2 separate regions of the Homo sapiens genome follow, and region 2 is linked to region 1. A link is an interaction called in ENCODE POLR2A ChIA-PET data of the cell type or tissue named here. Cell type or tissue: HepG2. All regions are shown on one strand. Links, peaks and the distances in the headings refer to the core of each region. The heading gives the core; the rest is flanking DNA. Region 1 holds the start of LOC124904060 (a long non-coding RNA gene). Region 2 has its middle 20 kb from the start of SLC25A19.

The links. Peaks named below come from ENCODE experiments on the same cell type or tissue, not always from the same donor. Only the 100,000 strongest peaks of a DNase experiment are listed, where the experiment ranks them.
Region 2: POLR2A ChIA-PET joins it to region 1 with 16 read pairs; 25 of 35 experiments call an interaction of 5 or more read pairs at or near these places.

The regions. Positions count from the first base shown.
Region 1 is chr17:75,392,375-75,395,278 of GRCh38, forward strand. GRB2 (growth factor receptor bound protein 2) reads right to left here. Exons shown (of 6, transcript NM_002086.5): 2 at 1,177-1,391. The coding sequence starts at 1,254. LOC124904060 (a long non-coding RNA gene) reads left to right here and starts at 1,689. Exons shown (of 2, transcript XR_007065909.1): 1 at 1,689-2,057; 2 at 2,441-2,904. RefSeq lists enhancers at 1,610-1,709, 1,652-2,560. In HepG2, for the core only: no CTCF peak of the experiment used is centred there; a DNase peak (open chromatin) is centred at 1,597; H3K4me3 peaks cover 2,500 bases; H3K27me3 peaks cover 301 bases.
Region 2 is chr17:75,307,635-75,310,538 of GRCh38, forward strand. No RefSeq gene overlaps it. Among named protein-coding and RNA genes, the nearest start is that of SLC25A19, 20 kb to the left of the region's middle. In HepG2, for the core only: no CTCF peak of the experiment used is centred there; a DNase peak (open chromatin) is centred at 1,567; H3K4me3 peaks cover 1,456 bases.

The DNA of each region.
Region 1 (2,904 bases), core at 195-2,694:
TGAGGCTCAACCTACATTTCTAACATTAAGAAATTACTGGGCAGTTAACTTCAGAGTAGAACTCTACGCCTTGGGCAATGAGGGCAAAATAAAGACTATCAATAAGTCCACATAACTTAAAAGTAAAAAGACTGCACGTCCTTTTATAAAGAACCATATTTCTACATCTCCACTTGCTTTCTCTTCATAAAATTCTAAGAATTTCATTCAGGGGTAGTAAACAAATGAGGTAGCAAATTCCAACAATCAGTCTAAGGCTCAGAAGGAAAAATGTCAAAACTTGAGACACAGGGAACACTCAAACATGAAGCTTCAGCCTTTCCTCCTTTAAAGTTAACATACTCTTTGATAACACTCATCCTCGTTAAAATAAATTACACATCCAAAAGAGCAAACTGCTACAGTCAATTGGGTAAACAACATAATTAACATGTGCTGGGGGAGAGCGAATCCTCACATAAATAGTGGGGCTCAAAATAAGCTGCACATGGTATAGAAGCTGATTTTTAAACTGTCAGCAGGTTTCTTTTCGTGCAATTAGAGTTTAATATGGGGTAATTGCTCCTCAAGTTTCTTTTAAGAAAGTCGAAATCTGACTTGTACAATAGCAGGTTGCACCTTATTATTTAGAACTCCATTTGTTTTTTCACAAAGAATAAAAATACACTGAAGTTCTTTAATGAGTTTTGGTATGTACTTCTAACAACCTCTCTAAACTGGGAAAATTAATTTCTAACCTACCAAAATCATATTCCAGAACGCAAAATCCTTTGGCTATACAAAGTAAGACTAACTGAATGCTTTTACATAAATACTTCAGGTCTGGGTCTTTTTAAAAAATGCTATTTTTAAAATAAAACTCTACAGGGCAAATCAATCTACTCATATACTTCCTTTCTACAATCACATTACTTTGACTTTACTTGAAATATTACCAGTATCAACAGACAAATGAGGCATTCACACAAAGGCAGTTAAACACCACACATCACACCAACTCACTTAAGTCATATTTAATATTCTACTCAGCATCTAAAGCTCTCCAGAACAAATATGATGGTAAATGTTAAAAGTGTACAATGAAAAACACAGCTTCTTTGTGTGTAATCAGGGCGAAAGAAGGTGGGTGAGCACAGGGAGAGCGATCTCAGCATTGTGCTCGGCATCAGCACTTACCTTGAGGATGTCCCCCCTTTTGAAGCTCAGCTCGTCGTCTGCAGTAGCTTTGAAGTCATATTTGGCGATGGCTTCCATTCTGAGCGCTGCTCAGTGCTCAGCAGCCTGAAGCAGGGGGAAGGGAGTCTTCCCTGCTGAAGCAACCCAGCGCTCTGGGCTTAGCCTCGCCTCTCTTCTGGGACTCGCTCCGGCACTCTGGGACACACAATGCCACCCTGAAGCAGGAGAGGGACGATTAAGAGCAGTGGCCAGGATTGAAGGCAACCCCGCCCTGCCAATCGGCCTGCTGTCCCAGCCCCCACGCCCCCTGGCTCGGCCTGGCTCAGCCCTCCTCCCTCCCTTCCAGGCAACAGCCCCCCCCCGCCGACTTCTTCCTCTTTTCAGCCTCGGCCCCCAGGCGACTGACAGGCCTGCCGGCCAATGGCACAGCTGCCTGAGCTATTCCTGAACACACTTCCTCTTCCTTCCCGCTGGGTGTGCACTGCGTGCAGGAACCGGCTGGAGTCCCACTCAGTCTCCGCCTTTCCTCCTTTACTCCTCACAGGCTCTTCTCCAGCACCAAATACGGTCCACTGAAAGGAAGGCCTCACCCTGGGGATGGCACCTGTCTCTTCTCGGTTAAACAGGCCTGTCTCCCTCCCTTCCCCACCGCCATCCTTTCTGGTCTTCTGAGAATGCTGGCTTCCCTACTGCACAGTCAAGAGCAAGCAAAGCAAAACTCTTTGGTCTCGAGCTGCTGCACTCTTCTCGAAACTAAACCATGATCTGCTCCCAGGAGAGCAGGAGAAAGTAAATGTAGGAACTGCTTTTTCAATCCATTTACTGCTACAAGCACCGGCGGCTTTCCCCCTGCACTTCCATGTTGTGATCGGCAAGCTCAGGTAACCAGAGAAAGATCACAGCTCCAAGCTGTGTACCAGTGGAAATGGTGGGGATGACGCTCTTGCATAAGGCTCCCTTTCCCCGGCAGATCCCCAAGACTCTGGGGTCCCCACCAGGAATGAAATAAATGACCAAGGCTCAGCACTCCAGAAATAGCTCCACATTATTTCTAACTAACCTAAGGAGCAGAGCTGAAGTCCTAATCTACACTTGAAAGGAATCCCTTTTTCAGAATCTGAGCTGCCAAGTATCTTGTTTGGGAAAGAAAGTGCAGGGAGATGGTGCCCGCAGAAGGTCAAAGAGAAGTCTCTCTCACAGTCACCCTGTGCACAGCTTCTTAGAGCAAGCAGAGTATAAAACTGATGCAAACTGCATTTTGCAGGTAAAAGATTCTGTGAGAACCCTGAGATACTGTATCAGACGATGAGGAACTGGCAGTAGTACAATGAACGGTGTAGTGAAGCGTCTCCAGCCATGAATATAGGACACAACCTAGATCTGTGGATAACTAAATAAAAATAAAGCCCCGTTCTGGTTAGCTCGGTCACTGTTTTCATACTTGCTAAACAAAAGCAGAAAACAACAGAACTGGGACAGATTATTTATAGTGACACCTTTCTTGGATAATTACAACCCAGCAGCTCATTTGAGGGGCACAAGTGATTATTATTCCTTTGTTCTAAAGTTGACAATTGGGGCACTAATCAAGCATAGCTGCAAATGGACCAAGTAGTAAAGCAGTGGGGAATATTAAGATTAGACCAAGATAAGTATTATCAAAAAGAAAATAAATCGTCTGACAATGAGTCCTTCAGTCAAATTCTGAAAGCCAAACATTCTGCTGCA
Region 2 (2,904 bases), core at 157-2,656, 85 kb before region 1:
AATTTTTGTATTTTTAGTAGAGACGTGGTTTCACCATGTTGGCCAGGCTGGTCTCGAACTCCTGACCTCAAGTGATCCGCCTGCCTCGGCCTCCCAAAGTGCTGGGATTACAGGTGTGAACCACTGCGCCCGGCCAATTTTTGTGTTTTTAGTAGAGACGGGGTTTTACCATGTTGAATAGGCTGGTCTTAAACTGACCTCAAGTGATCCACCCACCTAGGCCTCCCAAAGTGCTGGGATTACAGAATTGAGCCACTGTGCCCGCAGGAGGATGGAGGAAGGGAGGATGGAGGAAGGGAGGATGGAGGAAGGGGGCAGGCAGTTGGGATTTCGAGACTGCAGGGGAGCAAGAGCCCCCTGGGAGCTGATCAGGAAGGGGTTCTCAGGAGATGTGGGGTCTGTAGATCTAGTTCTTATGACAGGCTGGGGATAAGCAGAGAGCAGAGAGGAGGAGCTGAAGGTTAGTTAGAGAGGAGAGGACAGCGGCTGGGGCAGAGGTGGCCTGTGAGTAAATACTATCTGGACAAGCGTATAGCCATCTGGAAAAAAGGAGAGCTGAATCCATCTCTCACACCGATATCAGGATACCTTTAAATGGATCAAAGATTTAAACAGGCCAGGCACAGCGGCTCACGCCTGTAATCCCAGCACTTTGGAGGGCCAGTGCAGGGGGATCGATTGAGCTCAGGAGTTGGAGACCAGCCTGGGCAACATGGTGAAACCCTATCACTACTAAAAATACAAAAATTTAGCCGGACATGGTGGTGTGTGTCTGTGGTCCCAGCTACTTGGGAGGCTGACGTGGTAGGATTGGTTGAGCCCAGGAGGTGGAGGTTGCAGTGAGCTGAGGTTTTGCCTGTGATCTGGGAGAAAGGTAGATGCTGACCAAAGGCAAAGACTCAGAAGGGATTTGGTTGGCCAAAGGCTTGGAGAATTGGACCAGGTGCAGACTGTATGAGATCTTGAATGCCAAGATCCTAATCAGCACCTGTCACGATGTACTTAATCGTTGCAGTTGCAAAACACCCGTGTACATAATCACGTTGGATCCTCAGAGCAACCTAGGGACATTTTCCTTGGTTTGATTTTTAAACAGATGAAGGAATGGGGGTGAGAGGTTAAGGGCCCTGGTCGTGGCCAGGCGCCATGGCTCACGCCAGTAATCCCAGCAATTTGGGAGGCTGAGGTGGGTGGATCACTTGAGGCCAAGAGTTCAAGATCAGCCTGGGCAACACAGCGAAACCCCGTTTCTATTAAAAATACAAACAACCAGCCAGACATGGTGGAACGTGCCTGTAATCCTAACTCGGGAAGCTGAGGTGGGAGAATCGCTTGAACCCGGGAGGCGGAGGTTGCAGTGAGCTGGGATTGCATCACTGCACTCCAGCTTGGGCGATAGAGTCTTGCTCTGTTTCAAAAAAAAAAAAAAAAAAAAAAAGGAAGAAAAAAGGAGAAAAAGGGGGCCCTGGTCACACAGCGAGGAATAAAGGCCCTGGCCTCAGGCCTGCGATCTCATGCTCTTTGTCCTACATCACACTGCTCCTGAGGGGCAGGAGCCTGGACTTTGCCCTCTTTGGACAGGCTGGGGAAAGAGGCAGGGTGGAGAGACAGGAGGAGGTTTTGTGGCAGTGGGGAGAGGGGGACGAAGGGCCGGGACCAGGATGGTACCAGGGAGCATTTCCCTGCAGCCCTGTCCCTGGAGCCCTGTGGCGTCCCTGGTGCTGTGGACTCTTGGCTCACCTCCTGCCGCTCTGGCCTCTCTCCTGTGTGCTTCCTGCCTTCCCCTCGCCCAGCCCTCAGGGCTGTGCTTCCTTATGGGGACTGGAGTATGTGAGGCCTCACCCGTGGCCATGGTTTCAGGGCCACCTCCACACTGACAACACCTGGATCTCGATCTCCTGTCAGATCTGTCTCCTGAGCTCCAGGTGAACACACCCTGCTGCTTTCTAGATGATTGTCCTCAGGCACCTCAAATCCAACCCTCCAGCCTTTCTCTCTGCTTCACCCCACCCTGCCCCTCTTCCCCTAGTTCCCCATCTCAACAAACAAAAGCCACAGATCCCCCCACTGCCCTGCAGCCATCTGGACCTGCCTTTCCCTCCACCCCAGGTCTTCCCAGCTCCTCCTAAATACAGCTCAACGCCCTTGGCCCTCTGCCACTCCCTTCACTGGGACAACATCAGCAGTTTCTTTATTTTTTTTAGACGGAGTCTCACTCTGTTGCCCAGGCTGGAGTGCAATGGTGTGATCTTGGCTCACTGCAACCTCCGCCTCCCGGGTTCAAGTGATTCTCCTGCCTCAGCCTCCTGAGTAGCTGGGACTACAGGCACACGCAACCACGCCTGGCTAATTTTTGTATTTTTAGTAGAGACAAGGTTTCACCATATTGGCCCGGCTAGTCTCAAACTCCTGACCTCTGGTGATCCACCCACCTCGGCCTCCCAAAGTGCTGGGATTACACAGCTGGCTAATTTTTGTTATTTCTTGTAGGGGCAAGGTTTTGCCATGTTGCCCAGGCTGGGGTATATGGTTTCTTTTGGGGTATGACAGTGTTCTAAAATGGATTGTGGTGGCTGGCACAGTGGATCATGTCTGTAATCCCAGCACTTTGGGAGGCCAAGGTGGGAGGGTCGCTTGAGGACAGGAGTTTGAGACCAGCCTGAGCAACATAGTGAGACCCTGTCTCTACTAAAAAACATAAAATAAAATGGATTGTGGTGATGATTGCATAACTGTGAATACTAAAAAACATTGAATAATATACTTTAGATGGGTCACTTAAAAATGTTACATTGATCATATCTCCATAAAACTTTTTTTTTTTTTTTTTTTTGAGACAGAGTCTCGCTCTGTCGCCCAGGCTGGAGTGCAGTGACGCCATCTCGGCTTGCTGCAACCTCTGCC